Linked DNA regions of Homo sapiens: all the other regions are linked to region 1. A link is a contact called in ENCODE Hi-C or POLR2A ChIA-PET data. All regions are on one chromosome and are shown on one strand. Each heading gives the region's core, a stretch centred on a gene start or an enhancer-like site at or near the end of the contact. The rest is flanking DNA. Distances are from core to core; before and after follow the strand shown. Region 1 overlaps LMNB1 (lamin B1). Region 2 overlaps MARCHF3 (membrane associated ring-CH-type finger 3). Region 3 overlaps PHAX (phosphorylated adaptor for RNA export).

Region 1 (4,120 bases), core at 1,360-3,859:
TACAGTGGCACGATCTCGGCTCCTTTCAACCTCTGCCTCCTGGGTTCAAGCAGTTCTCCTGCCTCAGCCTCCCGAGTAGCTGGAACTACAGGCGTGCGCCACCACGCCCAGCTAATTTTTGTATTCTTAGTAGAGACGGGATTTCACCATATTGGCCAGGGTGGTCTCGATCTCCTGACCTCGTGATCCGCCCACCTTGGCCTCCCAAAGTGCTGGGATTACAGGTGTGAGCCACCACATCCGGCCTCACTTCATCTTAACTTATAAAGGCTTGGTCACAGCAGCTAATTACTGTCAACATGTTTAAGCATTAGTTATCTATTCCTGCCTAACAAATTACTTCCAAAGTTCATCAACCTAAAACCACAGACTTGTATTAATTTCTTAGTTCCTGAAGGTCAGAATTCAGAGCTGCTAAACTGGGTGGTTCTGTTTCTTGGTCCCATGAGGTTGCAGTACAGCTTTTAACCTGGGCTGGAGGAATGGCATCTGAGCTCTTTCACAGGGCTGTGGGCAGGACGTGTCAGTTCCTCACCTCATGGTCTTCTTCATAGGGCTGCTCATGATATGGCCCCCCTAAGGGTCAGTGATGAGAAAGAGAGAGAGAGAGAGAAAGAAACACAACGAGAACATGAATACATGCTACCAGCTACCAAGGCAGAAGCCAGATTGTCTTCTATAACCTAATCACAGAGGTTACATACCATCACTTTGGCCTTCTCCTATGGCTCACATCTGGAAATGCGGCTACTCACAGCATTTATAGGCGTGTAAATTTTTTTTTTTTTGAGACACGAGACCCGCTCTGTCGCCCAGGCTGGAATGCAGTGGCATGATCTTGGCTCACTGCAACCTCTGCCTCCTGGGTTCAAGCTATTCTCCTGCCTTAGCCCCCCTAGTAGCTGGGACTACAGGCGCATGCACCCACGCCCTGCTAATTTTTTGTATTTTTAATAGAGACGAGGTTCCACCGTGTTAGCCAGGATGGTCTCAATCTCCTGACCTTGTGATTGGCCCGCCTCAGCCTCCCAAAGTGCTGGGATTACAGGCGTGAGCCACCGTGCCCGGCTCACTCATGTGGAAATCTTAAAATATCACTTATAAGCCTTAACTGCTGTGGTCAAGGGGCAGGGGCAAAACCGTTGTCAAACAAAGGAAGTAATAAAATTGAGGAAAGGGGAATGTATATTTCATGAAAATTGTAGAGGGTTGAAATCAACTCATGGGGGAGAACATGCTGTTAATGTGCTAGGCTTAATGTTTTTAGAAGTAGTGTAATTTTGAAAACAGTGCAAATAGGAATTCATTGTAGCAGTTAGCAAACCAGTTTTTTAGTTGGAGGAAAAATAATAGAAATCTGATTATTTTTTAAAATTACAGGCTTTAAACAAAATAGATATTAGTGCAAGGTGCACCAGACAAGCAGTCAGACCTTGGACAACTCTTAGTGTCAGTTTCTTATTTAAAATGAAATACTAATACTGCTATTTTTTTCTTCAATGAGTGGTAAGGATCAAAGTGGAATACTGTGTGTGAAAACTCTTTGGATACTGTAGCAAGTGCTGTCATATAATTGTTACTAAGTGTTGCTTTGTTAAAGCAGATATTTTGATATGAGGTTGACTTACATTTTTGTTTTGTTTTGTAAAAATTGTGATTTATCATTACTTATTTCTGATGTTGTGTGTAGACAACCAGGAGTAGGGTTTTTTTTCTTTGTAAGGTCACTGGTTCTATATAAAAAATAGCATCAGTAAAAAGTAATTTAATATTTTTAGAGTGCATAGCATCTTTGAATTTTTGGCCTTTGCCTTTTTGAGAATGGATGTTAAGATAGTCCTCTTCAGTTTTGTTTTTGTTTTTGTTTTTTTTAACTCTTTTTGGAGACAGAGTCCTGCTCTCTCGCCCAGGCTGGAGTGCAGTAGTACGATCTTGGCTCACTGCAACCTCCACCTCCTGGGTTCAAGCGATTCTTCTGCTTCAGCCTCTGGAGTAACTGGGTCTACAGGCATGTGCCACCATGCCCGGCTAAGTTTTGTATTTTTAGTAGAGACAGGGTTTCACCACATTGGCCAGGCTGGTCTCGAACTCCTGAACTCAAGTGCTCCATCTGCCTCGGCCTCCCAAAGTGCTGGGATTATAGTTGTGAGCCACCGCACCTGGCCTTTTTTACTTTAAAAAAAATTTTTTTGTGTGAGACAGAGTCTCACTCTGTTGCCCAGGCTGGTGTGCAGTGGTACGGTCTTGGCTCACTGCAACCTGTGCCTCCTGGATTCAAATGATTCTTGTGCCTCAGCCTCACGAGTAGCTGGGATTACAGGTTCACACCCTCACAACTGGCTAACTTTTTTTTTTTTTCCTTACTTTTTACTAAGTAATACCATGTTGGCCAGGCTGGTCTAAAACTCCTGGCCTCAGGTGAGCCACTCGCCTCAGCCTCCCAAAGTGCTGGGATTACAGGTGTGAGCCACTACGCTGGCCTTAACTTTTTTTTTTTACATTCATGATATATATTCAGTAATAATATCTAACTTCCTTATTATGAACAGTTGGGGGAAAAAAGGAAGGAGAAAGACGAAAGAGGAAGGAGGAGGTAGACAAAGAACAAACCATTAGCAGTCACTCTTCAGTATTTTTGTGATTTAGGTATTATTTGCTTCATGAAATAGATGTGATCTCTGGGAAGGTGATAGCAGAATCCTCCTGATTTTTCTGATTTTTCAGATTTTGTCAAGTGCATGCTCCTGTGTAGTAGTTAAGAGAAAGATGAAGAAATGCAAAGGAAAATACATGCGCTAATATACACAAACAGCAACTTTGGTGGGTTATACTTCCCTCTTGTGGCTTCTTCAGATATTACCATTCTAATTATTATTTTTTTTTTTTTGAGACGGAGTCCAGCTCAGCTGCCCAGGCTGGAATGCAGTGGTGCGATCTTGGCTCACTGCAACCACCGTCTCCCAGGTTCAAGTGATTCTCCCATCTCAGCCTCCTGAGTAGCTGGGATTACAGGCACCCTCCATCATGGCTGACTAATTTTTGTATTTTAGTAGAGACAGGGTTTTACCATATTGGCCAGGCTGGTCTTGAACTCCTCACCTCAGGTGATCTGATTGCCTTGGCCTCCCAAAGTGCTAGGATTACAGGCGTGAGCCACCGCGCCCAGCCTTCCATTCTAATTTTATTTAGACACTTCCTTAAAACAGAGTAAAGGAAAGGATCATGACAACTACTTCTATTCTTCAATGGTAAATTTTTCATAAATATTTGAGTTAGTCAACTAATATTGTTAATAAGATCCTGTGTCACTTGATAATGATAGCTTAATACCGGCTTTTAAAGAAGTCATGTAAATTAGCTTGTGCTGCCTATTATTATGTCTAAGAAAATGGTTTTATGGCTGGGCAAGGTGGTTCACACCTGTAATCCCAGCAACTTGAGTGGCTGAGGCAGATGGATCACCTGAGGTCAGGAGTTTGAGACCAGTCTGGCCAACATGGGGAAATCTCATCTCTACTAAAAATACAAAAATTAGCTGGGCATGGTGGTATGTGCCTGTAATCCCAGTTACTAGGGAGGCTGATGCAGGAGAATTGCTTGAACCCGGGAGGCGGAGGTTGTAGTGAGCTGAGATCATACCATTGCACAACAGCCTGGGCGACAGAGTGATACTCTATCTCAGAAAAGAAAAGAAAAGAAAAGAAAATAGTTTCATTTCACATAAATCTTTACATGAATTTATCACAACTGTTAAGTTTAACTTTCCATGTGCTGTTTTTTCAGAGATGTTCTTAAGATTATCAATGAAACAATTCAGAAAAATAATTTTTGCTTAGTGTTTAGTATAGTATACTGTGTATAAATCCTTGATTGCAGATAGTTTTAGTAGGCCATCCAGGCCTTTCCTTGGCTTCAGAAAAATAAATAGCTATGCTCCTGAAAAGGAATAGAAAGTTCCTAAGGCTTGAGATGCTACCACTTCTGTCATTAGTTCCATTTCAAAAACCTCAACTGAAAACTAAGAGGCAAAAAAGTGTTTATTCACATGACCGCCTGAGGACAAACAGGAGGAAGTTCGTGTGTAAAACTTCAGATGGCTGTGATGTCACTCAGATGTGTA
Region 2 (3,978 bases), core at 812-3,311, 160 kb after region 1:
GCTCTTTTTCTAAAAATTTGTCCACTTAGGAAAGTGTCTTGATTTCAATAAAATTAGCATGGATTAAATTACTTTTTTTCTTTTTTTTTTTTCTTTTGGTATTTGATCTTGCTCGATGAATGTGGACATCAGCTATGGGTTAGGAATGCTATTCAGGAACATCTAATGTGTTTGTGATAATGTATTTGACTTGTGGCCAAATGGTACTCTTGAGAGATGTGGTTGTGACTTTGACAGATTAAGCCAAAGTTAAATTCTGATGAAGTGCAAAGGAATTTTATCGGTCCCAGGATGGTTGCCAACTGTGTTGGGCAAAAGAGTGATTTTCCAAAAAGGTCCAGAGCAATCCGCATGTATTCTGTCACCTCTACTTCCAGTTTCTTCAAAGGCCAGCCAAAAGCTTCATTTTCCTACTTCCTGTCATTTCCAAAACCACAGCTTAAACCTGAAAAACAAATGGGAAGCTGTGTTCCTGCCTCTTATGATTGCTGCCACTTACAAACCAGCAAGAACAGAGCACAGCAAGCAGAGGAGAGTTCAGTCTTGCTGATGTCACATGAAGCAGAATGAGGACTCTGCTTGTTTGGCTCCTGAGTTTAAAAGATAAGTAGACAATTTATTGTTGGTAGGTTGAGAAAATTCAAGAACAGAGAGAAATCTGACAGTCTGGCCATAAGAAGAAATTTTTGCATTTATGTTCTTATAGCCATACCTGAAGTCAACTAATTACGTTTGGAGAGAAGTAGAATGCTTGCTTTAAGAAGAAAAAACAGGCTAGGGCGCGGTGGCACACACCTGTAATCCCAGCACTTTGGGAGGCCGAGGCGGGCAGATCATGAGGTCAGGAGATCAAGACCATCCTGGCTAGCATGGTGAAACCCTGTCTCTACTAAAAATACAAAAAATTAGCCGGGCGTGGTGGTGGGCACCTGTGGTCCCAGCTGCTCGGGTGGCTGAGGCAGGAAAATGGCATGAACCCGGGAGGCAGAGGTTGCAGTGAGCCGAGGTCGCGCCACTGCACTCCAGCCTGGGTGACAGAGCGAGACTCTGTCTCAAAAAAAAAAAAAAAAAAAGAAAAGAAAAAACAAATGTTCTATGTTGACCCTATCCCCAACATCCTTGCAGCAGGTCTATTGTACCTTAAGCTGTGCTCTAACTTCATTAGCAGGCTCTAGGCCTCTCTCCCAGAGATCACCCATGGGAGGGATCCAGCTTCCTTCACTCAGCAGCTCTTACACTGCTCCCAGGAGGAAGGAAGCATTTTGTTTTAAAGAGACTGCAACACAACCCAAAGGAAAGACAGTTATCTTAGTGTCCATATGTCCACAAGAGGAAAATGTGGGTGTAGCATTTTAATCCCAGTAAGTGACAATTAGTCACTAGGCTTCTAAGAAGTTTGACACTGTTATTCCTCTCCCCCTTTTCTAAATTGCAAGGGTAATACTGCATTTGCACAGAAACCATGCTAACTGGCTAGCTACTTCATTAAATTACCATATGATTCTTATTTTATGGGTACAAAACAGTTGATCTCAGTGAACCGGCAACTTAGAAACTTAGGAGGCAAATTAGAGCAATTACTAATAAATTATACATGTGGTAACTAACAATTTGTCTATCACCTAGAAATATGAGAAAAAACTGCCAGACTCCCTGGCTCTGCAATTCTGAACAAGTCTTTTCATTTTTTTCTTTTCCAAGACCAAAAGCTGTCATTATCCACACCAGTTATACCATTACTCTTGCTGCTTTCACAGAGTCCAACATTTATAATACAAAGTTAGGAGTACAACGAGTGGGATTTGCATTCTGTTTGGAACAGAGTGTTTGACTGCTTAAAATTAAAGAACTAAAAAAAAAAAAAAAAAAAAATTCCCAGAACCTCAAATCACCCCCTAAAAACCAGGAAGTGAGATTCATGTTAGCTTTCCCTAAGTAAGTTTATGGAAGAGATAATGGCAAGAGGTAGGGGCAAAGTATCTGTTCATTCATAATCACTACTGTGCTTCGTTTCTGGGCAAGGTAGTCTGATGAAATTAAAGGAAGTTCTGTGTTACAAGTCATGTGCTTTTATGGGGGAGGAGGTGAGATGAGGTCAATTAACAAGATATGATCTTTCTCTTCTCTCCCTGCTTGTCTCACCCAGGCCTCGGGTGTGCCATTCAACATGAAAGGTGTTGATGCCATTCATTAATTGAGGGTCAGATTCCTCTATCAGCATATTCCTCCCATCTGAGACTGCCTTACCTCCATCCACTTCCACCCCCAACAGGTTTCATTTTCTGCAGCTGCTGTCAAGAGCTACGTGGAGGAAGAGAGTGGTTTTAACAACTGCATGCTCAAATTTATTCTCACTGGCCTCTTGTTTGAAGGAAGTCCAATGTCTAGACCCTGGATGTTGAAACAGGATGTAAAAAAAACACCAAAAAAACCCTGTATATTTGAGAGAGTTTTGAAACCCATCCCAAATACACTCCAGCAATGGAGAAAAATTTGATTTTGGCATAATTTATATACCACATTTCTCCCCGTACCCAACAAAAGTGTATGCTAATGTCTCTATATCACATGATATATCAGTTTAAAATATTCTTTCTCTTTGCCTTTGTTCGTAGTCTCATTTCCACTTTTACTTAAAATTTTAATATCTTCTCCCCAGGTTCTTTATTTATTTTTGCTATATGCCTGAATATAAGACCTAATTCCATGTCACCAATATCTCCCTTGAGAAGCACTGATGTTAAGTAGAATAAAATGTAATCAACACTCATTGTTTCCTACCAGGACAACAGTAGGGTTTAAAACAAAACCAACCTCGTTATGAATTCCAAACGCCCTTCTAAATAACTCTGGGTGCCATTTCACAACCTGACCTGCATAGTTCCTTTAGGCTGCTGTGGGAGTTGTGACTATCCTGTGTCCACGTTTGCATGCTAGGTTGCACTAACCCAGTAAACACATTCTGTATCAGCCTGCAGTTTGTGGAGGTCCGAGCACAACGCATGGAATTCCACCTCTCTGGGGTTCCTGCCAGGTGGAGCAATCCAGAAGTATAGCTTCCACCTGTAGGGGAGGCGCCTGCAAACCTGGCAGCTCTGAGGTCACACTGCTCTTAATTCAGACCACATCTGAGCTCACCTAGCTAGATGCTAAAGCAGACAATTGCAGAAGTGCAGAGGGTGGCAGAGAGAATTTGGGGGCAATGATCCTCAACTCTCACATTCCTTTTGACTAAAATGCATTGTAATGACTCTACCTACTTCAGTAGTGCTAGGAAAGAGATGTGGATTACTGCCTCTGTGCAATGATAAAGCAGTAAGTTATCCGTATTAGTAAGAACATATATACGTTTTTGTAGTTCATCACCATCCAAATTGCCTAAGGTGATGGCCATAAAGAACATTATTTTCAGGCATAAATATAAGTTGGAGACTGAAGGATCTGTAAGAGGAATACTTTCTATCCAGAATATTAAGCAAAATCTATTTTTTTTTTTTTTTTTTTTTTTTTTTTTGAGACGGAGTCTCGCTCTGTCGCCCAGGCCGGACTGCGGACTGCAGTGGCACAATCTCGGCTCACTGCAAGCTCCACTTCCCGGGTTCACGCCATTCTCCTGCCTCAGCCTCCCGAGTAGCTGGGACTACAGGCGCCCGCCACCGCGCCCGGCTAATTTTTTGTATTTTTTAGTAGAGACGGGGTTTCACCTTGTTAGCCAGATGGTCTCGATCTCCTGACCTCATGATCCACCCGCCTCAGCCTCCCAAAGTGCTGGGATTACAGGCGTGAGCCACCGCGCCCGGCCGCAAAATCTATTTTTTAAAGTGAGGTGCCCAGAATGAAGAAAAGATGGATGGGGACCCTTCCCTCCCTCAAGCAGGTCAGATTGCTGGGAATGATGGTCCAGGCTCCTGGCCCCCATCCTTTCCTGTCAAGGCTACACCTAAGTGAGGGTAAAAAATCCTGGAGAAAACCACTGCA
Region 3 (4,318 bases), core at 1,681-4,180, 180 kb before region 1:
TCAAACTCCTGGCCTTAAGCAATCCTCCTGCCTGGGCCTCCCAAAGTCCTGGGATTACAGGTGTGAGCCACCATGCCTGACCAATAAAATTTTATTATAGATCATTTATTTCAGATGCCACCTAAATGATGATGTTATAATTATTCTTTTAATTGCTATATTGCTAACAGTCACCATATGTAGAACTTAGAAGCCAGAACTTGACTAAGTTTGTTTTCCTGTTTTAAAATTCCATTTGGGTACATGACCTCACAATTAAGTTTTGTTTTGAAAAATACAAAGTTTTCTGAAGGAAAAAAGCAATAGTTAAAACTTTATTTGCTTTGTTCAAAGAAAAAAAAAAGCTCAGCTAAAACACTAGAGTTAGATCCTTAACTTGGAGAGTTAAGTATATATAGATATGGATGGGAGGGGGGAAATTTTCCCTCAAATTACCTGTCTGCATTTGTGATAAAGATATTAACAACATGTTGCAACAACATTTTGGGGACCATTTCCCACTTTGTTCTATTAAATTCATAACGCATGGGAATGAAGTTTGTTTTTATTTTGTTTATTGTTTATTTTTTTAATTTTTGAGACGGAGTCTCCTAGCTCTGTTGCCCAGGCTGGAGTGCAGTGGTGAGATCTTGGCTCATCCTGGGTTCAAGCAATTCTCCTGCCTCACCCTCCCAAGTAGCTGGGATTACAGGTGCCCGCCACCACGCCTGGCTAATTTTTGTGTTTTTGTTTGTTTGTTTGTTTTTTGAGATGGAGTCTTGCTCTATCGCCAGGCTGGAGTGCAGTGGCGCGCTCTCGGCTCACTGCAACCTCTGCCTCCCGGGTTCAGGTGATTCCCCTGCCTCAGCCTCCCAAGTAGCTTGGATTATAGGCTCGCACCACCATGCCCAGCTAATTTTTTGTATTTTAGTAGAGATGGGGTTTCACCATGTTGGCCAGGATGGTCTCGATCTCCTGACCTCGTGATCCGCCCGCCTCAGCCTCTCAAAGTGCTGGGATTACAGGCGAGAGCCAGCAAACCCAGCCTAATTTTTGTATTTTTTTTTTTTTTTTTTTTTTTTTTTTTTAGTAGAGATGGAGTTTTACCATATTGGCCAGGCTGGTCTCGAACTCCTGACCTCAAGTGATCTGACCACCTCGGCCTCCTGAAATGCTAGGATTACAAGAATGCGCTACCACACCTGGCCAAAGTTTCTTTTTAATAAGGCTTGCCATATTTGGAGAGAAAAGGGCAGTTTCGTAAAATTTACTCAGTGTTACCAAGCATTATACTACTTAGAATTCTTAGCAAGATGCTTGGATATGCTTCCATATAAAATGAAAATGCTTCTACTGTGGCTTCTTCATATTCTTTGAATTAAAGGTAAGTGAACTCTTGGAAAAAATTGCAAATCATCACACTTTTGTGAAGGCAGTATAATAGATTTTAAGAACATTGGGCCGGGCGCGGTGGCTTACCCCTGTAATCCCAGCACTTTGGGAGGCCGAGGCAGGTGGGTCACTTGAGGCCAGGAGTTGGAGACCAGCCTGGGCAACATGGAGAAACCCCATCTCCACTAAAAATACAAAATATAGTTAGGTGTGGTAGCTCACGCCTGTAGTTCCAGCTACTCTAGAGGCCAAGGCATGAGAATTGCTTGAACCCTGGAAATGGAGATTGCAGTGAGCCGAGATCAGACGACTACACTCCAGCCTGGGTGACAGAGCCAGACTCTGTCTCAAAAAAAAAAGAAGAAGAAAAAAAATAAGAATGTAGGAGAAATCAGCAGCTACTTGGGATGCTGAGGCGGGAGGATTGCTTTAGTCCAGGAATTCGAGGCTGCAGTGAGGTATAATTATACACTGCACTCCAGCTTGGGTGACAGCGAGGCCCCATCTCTATCAAAAACTTTTAAAAAGGAGAATATTAGAGAAATCATATGTGAGTTCAGACTTCATACCTTCACATGGTAGCCCTGTAATCTTGTGCCTCATTTTCCACATCTGAAAACAAGGATAGTTAACTACCTCATAAGGCTTTTGTGAGGACGAAATGAGTTAATGTGTGTGTAAAGTCCTTAGCAAAATGCCTGGTACGTAAAAGTACTCACTTGATAACTGGTAGCAAGCCTCATTATATTCTGAATTTACCTTTGTCTTTTCTCACGTATGTACCCTCCTTCTCCCTCCTCAGTTCCTCCTCTTTAGCAAATACTTTTCTTATTTCTCTTCATCAAAACACTCATATTCTGAAGTTTCCCCTTACCTCTTCATTTCAAAGATCTTTACACCTTCCTCTGTTAATTCTGTGTGCTGCTTGTAACTATTTAGCATAAATTTTAGGAGAGAGTCTCCTTCATCCCACCATCTTCCATAGTGCTTTTTATAAACAAGAAGGGATTGGGATTTGTATTCTTTAAGAATATAACAGGGACTGGCTTGGCTTGAGCTTTTTGGAATCCCTGCCCAGGAGATAATAGGGTCCCAGAAGTGTGTCCTGCCTACACTAGCTTCTTTTTTAAACCTTTGAACCGTCTCTGTTTTAGTACAGGTTGACAATCCCTAATCTGAAAATCCAAAATGCTCCAAAACTTTTTGACTTTTTGTTTTGGTTTGGTTTTGGGTTTTTTTTTTTTTTTTTTGAGACACAGTCTCGCTCTGCTGCCCAGGCTGGAGTGCAGTGGCACAGTCTCGGCTCACTGCAACCTCTGTCTCCTGGGTTCAAATGATCCTCCTGCCTCAGCCTCCCTAGTAGCTGAGACTACAGGTGTGTGCCACCACAGCCGGCTACTTTTTGTATTTTTAGGAGAGACAGGGTTTCACCATGTTGGCCAGGCTGGTCTGCAACTCCTGACCTCAAGTGAACCACCCACCTCCGCCTCCCAAAGTGCTGGGATTACAGGCATGAGTCACCATGCCCAGCCTTCATTTAGGAAATTTTTAACTGTAGAGATGATACATTAAGGTAGAATAAGCATGGGCCCTAAACCTAACACTAGGCTGGGTTTAAATCAGTTTCAATCTTGCAATGAGTACTTACTTAATATCTTGAACTCCATCTTAATAATGAGCCTAATAATACTTGTATTTTTTGTAAGAAATGGAGATAATGATTTTAAAGGGACAGTCATGGAATAAACCTTTAATAACGTGGTAGTTCTTGTTTACTAACTTTGTTCCTTTATTACAGGACATTTTCTACATTGAAAACCAAAAGGAATATGAAAATAAAAAAGCTGCTAGGAAGAGGAGAACACAAGTGTTGGGGAAAAAGATGAAACAAGCTATTAAAAGTCTAAATTTTCAAGAAGATGATGATACATCACGAGAAACTTTTGCAAGTGACACGAATGAGGCCTTGGCCTCTCTTGATGAGTCACAGGAAGGACATGCAGAAGCCAAGTTGGAGGCAGAGGAAGCCATTGAAGTTGATCATTCTCATGATTTGGACATCTTTTAAGTACATTTTCAACAGTTTGAGGACTAAGCCTTTCTAAAATAACATTGTAATAAACCATTTTTACTGAGATTGCAACGTTTTGCACTGATAAACATGAGAATCTGGAGGAAAGACAATTGTTTTCTTGTTTAAAATATGTGTGGAAAGGAATGCAATTGATAGAACATTTAAAGATATATCTGACAAAATACTTAAGAGTATATAGCACAGGATTTAATTTCTCAATCTGTTGCATGTGCTAATTATGAGTATTACTAGTTGATAATCAGTTTTGTCTAGGTCATAACATACCATTTGTAAGTTTGTTTGCTTTTTCAGGTTTATCTTTGCAGTGAATTATGCTTTGCTTTAAAACATTCCGCTAAAATCATAATGGGACATATAAATTATTAAGCTGTTAGAAATGCATTCAAATTTGTTTTTTCTGTGTTCTAAGAACTCAGGCAATTTTAAGGATAAAAACTAACATTGGCCAGGCACGGTGGCTCACGCCTGTAATCCCAACACTTTAGGAGACCAAGGCGGGCAGATCACTTGAGGTCAGAAGTTTGAGACCAGCCAGGCCAACATGGTGAAACTTCATCTCTACTAAAAATACAAAAACTAGCCAGGTGTGGTTCTCCATGCCTATAATCCCGGCTACTCGGGAGGCTGAGGCAGGAGAATCACCTGAACCCGGGAGGCAAAGGTTGCAGTGAGCTGAGATCGTACCACTGTACTCCAGCCTGGGCGACAGAGCAAGACTCTGTCTCAAAAAAAAAAAAAAATACAATTAAGAGGTGTATACTGATGATTCTTCCCACTCATTTGTTTGTCCAGAAGTAAATAAATGTCGGAAGTTTTCCAAGTAACTATTTGTTTTTTGGGGGGTTTTTTAGT

The links. A loop is a pair of places that touch in the nucleus more often than their neighbours do. ChIA-PET counts read pairs that join two places held with the same protein, here RNA polymerase II (POLR2A). Pooled maps may share reads with other maps.
Region 2: a loop to region 1 is called in a pooled map, with 4 times the contacts of the local background. The contact joins two enhancer-like sites. A Hi-C loop is called at or near these places in 1 of 168 maps with a recorded cell type or tissue (natural killer cell) and 9 of 50 pooled maps. POLR2A ChIA-PET finds 5 or more read pairs at or near these places in 5 of 52 experiments (B cell, OCI-LY7, activated CD8-positive, alpha-beta memory T cell and 1 more).
Region 3: a pooled map shows a loop between it and region 1 (2.3-fold over the local background). The contact joins two enhancer-like sites. A Hi-C loop is called at or near these places in 1 of 37 single-sample maps with no recorded cell type and 3 of 50 pooled maps. POLR2A ChIA-PET finds 5 or more read pairs at or near these places in 4 of 52 experiments (H1, WTC11, activated CD8-positive, alpha-beta memory T cell and 1 more).

What each region holds. Positions count from the first base shown.
Region 1 is chr5:126,806,007-126,810,126 of GRCh38, forward strand. All of the region lies in intron 3 of LMNB1 (lamin B1), which reads left to right. Among named protein-coding and RNA genes, the nearest start is that of LMNB1, 31 kb to the left of the region's middle. Within about 2 kb of position 2,610, at least 3 of the 41 ENCODE cell types and tissues checked have a DNase peak (open chromatin) inside an H3K27ac peak, as active enhancers do; they include B cell and OCI-LY7, where a contact is called at or near this core.
Region 2 is chr5:126,970,395-126,974,372 of GRCh38, forward strand. All of the region lies in intron 1 of MARCHF3 (membrane associated ring-CH-type finger 3), which reads right to left. Among named protein-coding and RNA genes, the nearest start is that of MARCHF3, 58 kb to the right of the region's middle. RefSeq lists enhancers at 2,070-2,159, 2,180-2,229. Within about 2 kb of position 2,062, at least 9 of the 41 ENCODE cell types and tissues checked have a DNase peak (open chromatin) inside an H3K27ac peak, as active enhancers do; they include B cell and OCI-LY7, where a contact is called at or near this core.
Region 3 is chr5:126,621,406-126,625,723 of GRCh38, forward strand. It overlaps PHAX (phosphorylated adaptor for RNA export), which reads left to right. Exons shown (of 5, transcript NM_032177.4): 5 at 3,170-4,318. The coding sequence ends at 3,439. Among named protein-coding and RNA genes, the nearest start is that of SPMIP10, 8.1 kb to the right of the region's middle. RefSeq lists a silencer at 3,398-3,598. Within about 2 kb of position 2,931, at least 5 of the 41 ENCODE cell types and tissues checked have a DNase peak (open chromatin) inside an H3K27ac peak, as active enhancers do.